Linked DNA regions of Homo sapiens: region 2 is linked to region 1. Evidence: chromatin contacts called from ENCODE Hi-C or POLR2A ChIA-PET data. All regions are on one chromosome and are shown on one strand. Each heading gives the region's core, a stretch centred on a gene start or an enhancer-like site at or near the end of the contact. The rest is flanking DNA. Distances are from core to core; before and after follow the strand shown.

The links. A loop is a pair of places that touch in the nucleus more often than their neighbours do. ChIA-PET counts read pairs that join two places held with the same protein, here RNA polymerase II (POLR2A). Pooled maps may share reads with other maps.
Region 2: a loop to region 1 is called in a pooled map, with 6 times the contacts of the local background. The contact joins the promoter of NDUFA10 here to the promoter of GIGYF2 in region 1. A Hi-C loop is called at or near these places in 4 of 50 pooled maps. POLR2A ChIA-PET finds 5 or more read pairs at or near these places in 2 of 52 experiments (GM10248 and PC-3).

What each region holds. Positions count from the first base shown.
Region 1 is chr2:232,694,323-232,700,339 of GRCh38, forward strand. It overlaps GIGYF2 (GRB10 interacting GYF protein 2), which reads left to right and starts at 3,009. Exons shown (of 29, transcript NM_001103146.3): 1 at 3,009-3,070. RefSeq lists enhancers at 2,816-3,512, 3,513-4,207 and silencers at 2,862-2,951, 2,982-3,311.
Region 2 is chr2:240,022,904-240,028,920 of GRCh38, forward strand. NDUFA10 (NADH:ubiquinone oxidoreductase subunit A10) reads right to left here and starts at 2,439. Exons shown (of 10, transcript NM_004544.4): 1 at 2,324-2,439. The coding sequence starts at 2,398. RefSeq lists a silencer at 2,366-2,625 and an enhancer at 2,434-3,263.

The sequences.
Region 1 (6,017 bases), core at 1,759-4,258:
ATTTGTCTCAAGTTGCAGAACTGTGCACTAAAAGTGCTAAATTTTATTGTGTGCAAATTATATCTTAATTTAAAAAATATATGTATAGGCAATGTACAGGTGGCATGGCATCAGAGAGGTGGCATGACAAGTTGGTTAGGGACATGGGTTCTACAATTTGCCAGCCTGGGCTTGGAAATCCTGGTTGAGATTTGGATATGGTAAGCACTTCTCTCAGAAGCCTGGTTGGATTGCTCCATAGCGCTCTTACTAGGATCACATGAGACAGTGCAAGGAAAGTTTTTAATGGGGTGGTCAGTACATAACAAGTATTAGTATTACTTTTTTCCTTAAAAATAACAGCTCAAGGGGTAAATTCTTTGGTCTAATGGAGGCACAGAGGCAGTAACACATGGACTGGCAGGAGTTGCAGGTTGGGGAGAAGTGGGTAAGTGTTGGGAACGGCATTGCAGCAGGATGGAACAGCATGTGCAAAGGCTAAAACATAATGTCATGTTTACGAATCTTTTAACATGGGCCTATCTGGAGCACTTAGTTCAGGGGGAAGATCAAGGAGAAGAGAACAACATGGATGATGGGTAGAGTTCTTTTTGATTGTTTGTTTTAGATACAGGGTCTTGCTCTTTTGCCCAGGCTGGAGTGCAGTGGCATGATCATAGCTCATTGTAGCTTTGTATTCCTGGGCTGGTGATCCTCAGCCTCCCAAGTAGCTAGGACTGCAGGTGCACGCCACCACGCCTGGCTAATTATTATGTATTTATTTTTTTTTAGAAATGGGATCTCTCTATGTTTTCCCAAGCTATGGGGGTAGAATTCTGCAGAATGGGACTGTGAAGGGCTCCTTTGAGTTTCTGTATTTCTAACAAGTCTCCACGTGATGTTGATGCTACTGTACCACTTTGAGCGGTAAGGGTATAAAAGTCAAGGGAAGAAAGTGTTTCAGAAGGCCGGGAGCGGTGGCTCATGTCTGTAATCCCAGCACTTTGGGAGGCCGAGGTGGGCGGATCACCTGAGGTCGGGAGTTCAAGACCAGCCTGATCAATATGGAGAAACCCCGTCTCTACTAAAAATACAAAATTAGCCGGGCGTGGTGGCATATGCCTGTAATCTCAGTTACTTGGGAGGGTGAGGCAGGAGAATCGCTTGAACCTGGGAGGCGGAGGTTGCGGTGAGCGGAGATCACGCCATTGCACTCCAGCCTGGGCAACAAGAGCGAAACTGTCTCAAAAATAAATAAATAAATAAATAAAGTGTTTCAGAAAGTAGGAAGAGGCCAATCATATTGAAGACAGGGAAACACGAAGTCAAGATGAGGACTGAAAGACTCCAGTTATCAACCTGTAGGATGGGGTGTTCTTAGGGCAAGCAATAGGCAGATAGGAAAGGACAGAAGCCACATCGGTGTGGTTGATGATTGCATGCCAGGTGTGGAAATGGAGAAAGTGCATATAAACAATTCTTTGGTGCAGCTTGGCTTTGAAAGGGAACAGGGTCGCAGGAGGGAGAATTGGTGTTTTTGATTGTTTGTTTGTTTATTTGTTTTTTTCGAGACGGATTTTCACTCTTGTTGCCCAGGCTGGCGTGCAGTGGCGCGATCTTGGCTCACCGCAATCTCAGCATCCCGGGTTCAAGCGATTCTCCTGCCTCAGCTACCCAAGTAGCTGGGATTACAGGCATGCGCCACCACGCTCGGCTAATTTTGTATTTTTAGTAGAGACGGGGTTTCTCCATGTTGGTCAGGCTGGTCTCAAACTCCCAACCTCAGGTGATCCGCCGCCTCGGCCTCCCAAAGTGCTGGGATTACAGGCGTGAGCCACTGCCCGGCCGAGAATTGGAGGTTTTTGTTTTTGTTTTAGACGGAGTCTTGCTCTGTCGCCAGGCTGGAGTGCAGTGGCGCGATATCGGCTCACTGCAACGTCTGCCTCCCCAGTTCAAGCGATTCTCCTGCCTCAGCCTCCCGACTAGCTGCGACTGCAGGTGCGTGCCACCACGCCCGGCTACATTTTTTTTTGTATTTTTAGTAGAGACGGGATTTCACCGTGTTAGCCAGGATGGTCTGGTCTCGATCTCCTGACCTCGTGATCCGCCCACCTCCGCCTCCCAAAGTGCTGAGATTACAGGTGTGAGCCACTGCGCCCGGCATGAGAATTGGAGTTTTTAACATTCCATTTTAAGATGGGAGACACAAGTAATCTTTAAAGCTGACAGGAAGGATCCTGTAGGAAGGAAGAAGTTGGAGACACAGGCAAGAATGGGATGCCTAAGGATAGAGTTGCTAGATTTAGCAAACACAGGACGCCCAATTAAATTTGAATTTCAGAAAAACAACGAACAATTTTTCAGTGTGTGCCCCAAATATTGCTGGGTGTCTTGTATTTTATCTGTCAATTCCAAAATAGTTCATCTCTAGGTAAAAGGGTTATAGCCCCAGATGTCCTAGGAAGGAATCAGAGCTCTCAAGTCCTTTCCAGCTGTCCCAGTACAACACTCTGAAATGAATTCCCAGTTCTACCAGAACTGTTAACAAGTAGAGAAACTGCTTTGAATTTCAGCTTTTGCGGCTTTCCCATTCGCTCTAGGATGGCAACTGCGAAGAAAAATGCCGGACTAAAAGCTGTGGAAAAGTTCTAATTTGGAAAACCAGCCCGCAAGTGATGCAGAGGCTTTTGAACTGCAAAAGAGCTCTGGGCGTACAGGACAGTGAGTCACACGGTGCCTGGTCCGGGCCCAACCCTGGACACCAACACCACTCAACTCAAGGGCAGGTACCCGGCTGCTGCCAAGGGGTCAGCGGGAGCCTGCGCACTGCCACGGCCCCGCCCTCTTCCAACCTTTCATCCGGGTCTCGGGCAGGGGCGTGTCTGGGCAGAGGGGCGGGTGGTGGCGGAAAGGAAGGATGTCGTGGGAGACTGGAGAGTGGGGAGGGAAGCGGGAAGGGGCGGGGGCGGAGCAGGGGGCGTGGCGGAGCGGGAGCGCGGTCACGTGACGTGCGTGGCGACGTGTCGGCCATCTTGTGTTGTTGAGGCTGAGGACTGACTGGGGTTCTGAGACTCCCTGTCCCGGACCGCAGGTAACCAGCCGTTCCGTGTCGCTCCCCTGCCCGGCTCTGCTCCGCGCCCCGGCCCCGCCGCCGCGTCCCGGGCCGCCTGTGTCTCCGGTCCGCGTTCGCGCCCCTGCTCCTCCTGCCCGAGCTGGCCCGGCCGCATGGACACCCACAGGCCGCTCCGGCCGGCTTGGGCCGTCAGGCGACGGGACAGGTCAGGTGCAGGGCCGGAGGGAGCCTCCTCCTGGGCGAGGGGCGCTGAGGGCCCTGGCGCGTCACGGCCGCGAGGAGCCGAGAAGCCCCTAGGCCAGGGCCTCTTGGCATTGCGAGGGGAGCCGAACAAGGCAGGAGGGTTGTGGGGTGGGCAGTGTCAGGCCGGCTTGCTCGGAGCTGGAGGGCTCGCCTTCCTCTGCTTGCTTCTCCGCGCCAGACACCCGCCCAGTCTCGGGGTGGCCCGGTAACAGCTGCTGCGGCCAGACAGCTGCTCCTGCCGGCTCTCCTGTCCACACCTGGTCCCTGGGAGGTGCGCTCCTGCCTTCCCCACAGAGCATCTGGACGGAGGAGACTCCTTCCGTGGCGAGAGTACTGGGTCTGGACCAGGCCTGAGGCGAGGTGCAGCCACCATGATCGGAACCTTGGGACCGAGGCTGGGAAACTAGAGCCCATGGCAGCCTTGGGGACCCAAATGTTCACATCAGGTTGAAATGGGCATTATCCTTAAGTGTCAGTTTCCAAAAGCACTCTGAATACTTGTTTTGCGACTGAAACATAAATCAAGCGAACAGGGAATGGGGGCATGAAAGAAGCGGAGCGTATGACCGTGTTTGGGAAGCAATAACGTTGTTTTGCAGTTAATTATTTAGTACTGTGTTTTTTATTTTGTTGTTTTCGTTTTCCTGCAAGTCAAAGCACTTAAACACACGTAGTCTCTCTGTAAGAAAGGTAAGTATTCCAGTTTAACTTGCAAGAAATTGAGTATGGGGCTAGAAGCTGTGAACAGCTTCCTTTCTAGAGCTACATACATTGAATTAAGGCAGTTTTGATTCCCAATGTTGTGCCTGGGGAAGGTATTCTTTCTTTATATAGTATGTCCTTTTTAGAATCAAATGACTTCCTAGATTAGAAAAAAAAATTCTGTCATTCTTTCTGTACATTAATTTTGCTCCTTCTAATATTTGTAGCTTTGGCCTTATTTTGTCCATTTTGCCTAGAACACAAATACTTTCTCTTATTCATTGATGGTTTTACGTGTTTTACTAGTTGGTGTAGCAGTTTCTGATGTGCTCAAACTGGAATATGTACTTGGCTTTTACATCAGATGTTGACAACAGAAGAGGACACTAGAAAAGTATTTAAAAGTGGCACGTAACTGGAAAAATGTCACATGATGTTTCTTTCGAAATTTAACATCAAGGAATACACTGGTGATGGTAGTGCTTCACCAGAAAGGAGAGGGCTTCATGACTTTTTGGTACCTGACAGCATTTGAGACTCTTGAGGTTTGGGAGGGAGAAGGAACCATGTGCTTCCATTCATTTGTTTATTCATTCATACATTCATTTATTTGACAGATACCCTGTTGAGCACTTACTACACTGTTAAGTACTGGGAGCAAAACAGACCAAACAATTCCTGTCTGTATGGAATTCATTTCTAGACAGATAAATAGGTAAAATACTTGATGTAGTGGTAAGCGATGTGAAAGAAAAAAATGAGTCAGGGAGATAGAATAATAGGGGTTTGGGGAGGGGTTAATTTTAAGTGCCCTGAGAAGGCCTCATGGAGAAGCTAACACTGGAGGAAAAACCCAACAGAGGTGAAGGTGCTGTTTCTTTAGCTATACTGGGGTAAAAGTGCTCTAGGCTAGGGAGCAGCAAGAGCAAAGACCCGGAGACAAAAGCTTAGGAGCGATTCAGGAGTAGACTGGGAAAAGCATGGAGGCTAGCCTAGGCTGAGAGGCTAGGGTGAGTGGGAGACTGGTGGGAGATGTGTGTACTTACTGTTTGGTACTAAGATGAGATGGATTATTTGCTATCCTGAATTCTTTTTTCTTATCTCTTGTGATTCTTGGAAAGGGAAATCAGATTCTGGAAATTTGGGCCAGCAGCCAGCCTCCCCAACCCCCTTAACTCCCATCCCCATCCGCTAATTTGGAAAAATTTAGGATGCTCAGTATTTCAGGAAATTATAATGAATTATCTTTCTCAAAAGTAAACGTTTTAAAATGAGATTGATGATAAACTGCTTGAAAGTACTTTTCAAAAGCAATTGCTTTACAAGAAGGAGGCTCTTTGGAGATTTCAGGATATTTGAAAATGTAGGGAAATTAGAAATTTTCCTTTCACATTTAGACACATGATTAAGGAACATACCAGGAAGAAAGGTGGAAACAATGTATTAACTCAAATTATCCTTAATCTGGTTAGTAAAGAATTTTTCTTAATACTGTGCTGTCCAGCCCGGAGACTCTTCCTCTAATTCATGTGTATATCCTTCACATTTTACACGTGTAGAACTTTTTGTGCTGAGTTTTTTATTCCTCCACTTTTACCTTTCAGACTAGTTGTCTAGTCTGATACTTAATAGACATATTTTTTTGCAAAAAACATTTTCTGATTTCCTTCCAGTTTATCTCCATATTCTTTTTACTGAGCTTTCATAAATGTCCTCTTTCATTTTAGTTCAGCTGAGGAATTTTAATATTTTGGTTTTGAAATGCTTTTGCTGGTGAGATGCATATGTGAAAAACACTTTGGAGTAGGTTTGCCTCAAAATCATGAGAAGATGGAAATTACAAGGTCAGTGTGTGAATGCAACTCCTTGGCTAAAAGGGAGGCATAGTGATGGTAGTGATGAGGTAGTGTTTTAACTAATTGCCTTTCTTCCTCTTGTTTTTCTATTGTGTTTTTGAAATGACATTTCCAAATTATGTCTTTGATGTCATATCAGCTCATTTGTTTTCATGACTCTGCAT
Region 2 (6,017 bases), core at 1,189-3,688, 7.3 Mb after region 1:
TATCCACTACCTAACAAGCAAAAGAGAGCAAATTTGAGTGTCGTCTTTGATACCTTTCTCCTTCCTTCAACTGCAGAATTACACACAAAATCCTAACTGTTCAGACTCTCTGGACACTGCATCGCCTCCCTATGCCATGTGCTGACTCTGTCGGCACCCTCACACCTCTCATCTACAAGGCAAAGACCTGCTTCAATGCCTGTCTCCAGCAGCCCAATTTACTCTCCACACTAAAGTGGGAACATTCCTTCCAAAAAAAGAAAAGAAACATAACCAAAAGTAAAACAAACTGAAGAAGTTCAACAGATATGATGGGGTAATAACCTTACTATATACAGAAATTGTACAGAACAATAAGAAAACAAAGAATAAAAACACACAGCTTATTTTAAAATTATAAAATATAGCCAAAAACCACATGAAAAAGTGGTCAACCTTGCTACAAAAAAACAAAAGACTATTAACAAGGAAACATTAGTTTTTCATGTGTCAAAATGAGAAATAATTTAAAAAATGATTACAGAGTTAGGACAAGACAATGAGTACCATCCTAAACTGCTAATGGTAATGAAACCTAGAGGACGCTGGGTCTACAGCATTAGGAATCCATTCAAAGAGTATATACATAAGATTGACCTATAAGGATGCTCAATGAAGTATGATGTAACACCAAAAATGCAAATAGAAACCCTTAAATGTCCAACAACGGAGGAATAGTTAAACAAAATTAAGGCATATCCATATTATGGAATACTAAGTACTCAGAAAAACACAAAAATATTAAAATACTTTATAGTGAAATTTAAATAAAACAGGAGAATATGAAATATCAAGATATTTTTCGATCTTGATTTGATAACTGAAGAGTAAGGAAGAAACAAGTTACAAAACAAGGCAAAGCAGACAACCCAATTTAAAAATGGGCAAAAGATGTAAACACCTCTCGCAAATGAAATTAACGCAGATAGCAAATAAGTATATGAAAAGATGAACACTGTATATCATGAGATATTCCAAAGTTGAAACAAGATACCACTACGCAGCTATCAGAATGGATAGCAATCCAAAGTAACCGACAGCCCCGCATGCTGGCGAGCACGCAGAGCAACAAGGAGAGCCTTCACTTCTGGTGGGAGTCAAATGGCACAGTCACTCTGGAAGATGGCTTGGCAGCTTCTTAGAAAACTAGTCTTACTACATGAGTAATCGCTCTTCCAGGTATTACCCAAATGATATAAAAATGTATTTCCAAAAAGAAATCTGCATGTACACGATTACAGCAGCTTTATTCATAATTGCCAAAAACTTGAAGCAACCAAGATGCCCTTCAATTGCTGAATGAATTGAAGTACATCCATGCAATGAGATATTACTCAGTGATTAAAAAGAAATGAGTTACCAAGCCACGAAGACATAAGTGAATCTTACATAGATATTTCCAAGTATTCAAGGCGTCTGAAAAGGCAATATATTGTATGATTCTAATTATATGACATTCCAGAAAAGGCAACTATGGAAATGTTAATGAGATCTGTGGTTGTCAGGGGTTGGAGAAAAAGAAGGGTTTAATAGGTAAAGCAGAGGGGAATTTTTTAAGGCAGTGAAGCTACTCTGTACGAACCTATAATGGTGGAGACATGCTATTACACACGTGTCAAAACCTATAGAACCTTATAGCACAAAGAAAAAATCCATAGAACCTTATAGCACAAAGAATGCGCTCAATGTATGCACATTTTAAAAAACGCATTAGGTAGAAGGATCCCAAGATGTAAGGCAGAATGTGACAAAGCAATCCAACTGTGTTACAAATGTATGAAACGATTTCACTGAAGAAGGTGGGGGCAAAATGCTAAGAAATGAGAGTAGTCAGTCAGAGTAAAGGCAAAAGGAAGCGGACACAAGCACTGAACTCCGTGTCTGCTCAACATGGCATCACCCAAGCACCCAGCAGGGCCCGACCTTTAAACGGCTCTTGACAGGGCTGCTACGTGAATTATCTAATGACAAGCGCGTGTGCCCCCGGCCTGCCACCTGCACACGGGCCTCCCGCATCAGGGCAGCCTCGGGGCCCTGATCACCTCCGCGCTCCAGCGTTTTGCTTAAAGCTGAGATAAAATGGCCTGGAGAAGCTCGTGGCCCCCTGAGGTCTGTCCACGACCAAAGACCAAACAATTCCGGAGGCAGGAGGGGTCCCCCAAACCCACCCGGAGAGCGACCTGGGAGCCGCCGCCAGAGGCCGGGGGAGATGTGGAACTGCTCCCCACCCCGCCACCCCGCCACCCTGCCACCCCGCCACCCTGCCACCCCGCCGCCCGCTCACCACGCGCTGGGCGCCCGCCGCCACGACCCGGGCGGACGCGGACGTCGCTGCCAGCTTCAGGAGCCGCAAGGCCATGGCTACCCGGTCAGCTCAGGATCAAGGACCCAAGGGGACGCGGTCGCGACGGGGCCCTCTCTCGCGGCCGGCGCGCTGCCGTGACGTCACGGCCGGGGTGCCCGCGGCGCCTGTCGGGAACCTTCCAGGGGGCGGGGCCGCGCCGAGGCCCTCGGGGGCTTCCGCGGAGACAGCCAGTGCGCTGCCAGGGTCCTGCGGGTTGGGGCGAGGGCCGAGAGGTGGGAGTTGGAGGTGAACGTGGGGGCAGCATGCTGGCTGCCCGGCCCCTGCCTGGGTTCTGAGTTGCTGCGGTGTCGCGGGAGCTGAGGCCGCCCAGGGCGTGGAGCGACTTCTGCGTCTCGTCCCAGGGTCCTGTGCTCCCCGCAGAATCCCCCAGGCGCGGTGTGGACGTCAAAGCGACCTCCTAGAGAACATTCCTAGCTCTCAGAACGTTCTCGCTGGGGAGGGAAAGTGGAAAAAGAGGGGGCGAGGAGCGGAGGGACGGGGTGGGACCCCTGTCGCGGGGCGCCTGTCAGGGAGAGGGACCTGGCAAGGCCGGCCTGGGTCGCCTCCGGAGCTGAAGGCTAAGTGGTCTCATCCAGGGGACCTGCTGTGAACACATTGAATAGCATAGAAAACAAAAGCACACGCTCCAAGTCCATCTCTTTTTTTTTTTTTTTTTTTTTTTTTTTTTTTTTTTTTTTTTGAGGCAGAGTCCCGCTCTGTCGCCCAGGCTGGAGTGCGGTGGCGCCATCGCGCTCACTGCAAGCTCCGCCTCCCTGGTTCACGCCATTCTCCTGCCTCAGCCTCCCGAGTAGCTGGGACTACAGGCGCCCGCCGCCACACCCGGCTAATTTTTTGTATTTTTAGTAGAGACGGGGTTTCACCATGTTAGCCAGGATGGTCTCGATCTCCTGACCTCGTGATCCACCCGCCTCGGCCTCCCAAAGTGCTAGGATTACAGGCGTGAGCCACCGCGCCGGCAAGTCCATCTCTTAAAATGTGCTCCCGTCAGGACCTGGGCTCTGGGCTCCACGAAGGAGCCTTGCATGTGAGGTTTCCTTCCAAGTATGCCTGCTGTTGGGAAGGGTTTTTATAATCTTTTGTGTTCCCCAGGCTTTTTGTTCTTAACCCCTTAAATATTCTTTAACTTTGTTTTCAACTTTTCAGAAATGATCATGCGATTGTAAAACAGTGGGAATGCAGCTGTGTAAACTACGGCCGGTTCTATGGATGTTTCTATAATTGAAGAATTGCTTTTTGTCAAAAATACGGATTCCCGGTCCCCAACGCAGGAGGGTCTGGTTTTTAGATCCTGGAGGGCACCTGAAATCCATTTAACAAGCTTTAGGGTTCATGTCTGCTGTTTTTTGCCTTGTTTCCTTTGCATTTTTTTTTTTTTTTTTTTTTTGTGCCTTCCAATGGATACAGTACATTTTTTTAGAATTCCATCTTGATTTACTGATAATGTCTTGGGAAATATCATTATGTATAGTTTTCGTAGTGGTTCCTCTAGGTATCACAGCACGCAGACGTAACTTCTCACAACCTGTTTGCGTGGATGTTTTGTTGTACCTGAGCGAGTTAGAAAAACACCACCTTTGAGACGAATTAAGAGTCCTTTATTAGCTGGCGACCGAGAGACGGCTAACGCTCAAAATTCTCTCAGCCCCGAGGAAGGGGCTTGATTAACTTTTATACCTTGGTTTAGGAAGGGGGGGGGGTCTAGTTAAAACAATTTTACAGAAGTAAAGTAGTCAAAAAGTTAAAAGGGTAAATGGTTACAGGAAAGTAAACAGTTCAAGGTGCAGGGGCTTTAAGACTATTACAAGATGATAGACCCGGGGCTTTGGGCGTTATCAATCGGACAAATTCCTGGGAACTGCGGATGTAGCTTGCCACAGTATCTTACCAGTTAATTGCATTCTTGGATGTGGTGGGAGTCAGCCTGCACAAGTTAAGTCCTTGAGAAAGGGGCTGCCAGTGAAAGAGCCAAGATGGAGTCTGTCTGGCTCTCTTAGCTAAGGGAGAGTCAATTCAGGTGGAAACAGGGCTAGGTGATTAAAGGAAAAGGGAGAGTCTGAAAACAGTTAGTAAAAACCAGGTTGGGCATTACAGTTTTACTGGTTCAAGGGAAGTATTACTATATACTTCCCCGTCCCTCCGCTTCTCGCCCCCCTTTTTCCGTTTTCCCTCCCCAGCTAGAACGTTCTGAGAGCTAGGAATGTTCTCTAGGAGGTCGCTTTGACGTCCACACTATATTAGACAGCATGAAAATAACTTCAGACCCCAATAGACCAATATCTCTCGTGAACTTAGACACAAAAATCCTTAACGAAATGTTAGCAAATTGAATCCAACACTATATGAAATGAATCATACACCACAACCCAAGGTGGTTTATTCAGAAGATGCAAGGCTAATCTGGTATTTGAAAATCAACCAATGTAATACACCTTACCAGCAGGTGAAAGACGAAATCTATGACCAGATTGCCTGATGCAGTTTTCTGCATCACTTGACAAAATTAAATACTCATTTATGATAAAAACAAAAACTGCTCTCAGCAAATAAGGACTAAAGGGGAGCTGCTTCAGCTTGATAAAGCACATGCGTGAAAACTCTGCATCATTGTACTTAATCATGAAAGACTGAATGCTTGCCTTCTAAGGAGGAAACAAGGCAAGGATATCTGCTCTGCCCACTCTTATTCAACAGAGCACTGGAAGTTCTAGTAATAGGCCATGCAGTATGGCAAAAAATAAAAAATGAAATTCATACAGATCAGAAAGGAAGAAATAAAACTGTCTATTTTTAGTTGACATGACTGTTCACATAGAAAACCCAAAGGAATCTACAAAAACCTCCTGGAACTAATGAGTGAGCGCAGCAAGTTTGCAGGCTGCAATGTCAACATATGAAAATCAGCTGCATCCTATGTACTAACAACAAACAGAAGGAAACTGAAATAAAAGATGGAATACCATTTACAGTTGCTTCAAAGAAAATATAATATTTAGGTCTAAATCCAGCAAAACACACACAGAATCTGCATATTAAAAAGTACAAAACACTGATTTAAAGAATGAAGACCTCAATAATTGGAGGGGTTTACTATGTTCATGGATTGAAAGACTCAACAGAGTAATGAAGTCAGTTCTTCCCAAATTGATTTTTAGGTTTAATGGAATTTCTAGCAAAATCTCAGCGAGGTTCTCTTGTAGACATTGACAGGCTTACTATAAAATTTATATAAAAATATAAAGGCTGTACAATAGCCACAATAATTTTGAAGCAGAAGAATAAAGTGGGAGGAGTCACTCTTCCAGTGTTAAGATTTACTACATAATCATATAAATCAAGACTGTGTTGTATGGATGGAGGGTGTGATATTGATAGATACGTAGATCAATTTAACAGAACAGAGGATCCAGAAATAAGCCAGCACAAATATTCTCAACTGACGCAGTAGTGCACCACACAATGACATTTGGTGAATGATGAACTGAACGGCACATAAGATGGTGGTCCCATAAGATTATGACATTATATTTTGACTTACCTTATCTGTGTTTAGATGCATAAATTATGGATGAGCACAGTGGCTCACACCTGCTGGGACAGGTGGGACAGGGTTTCA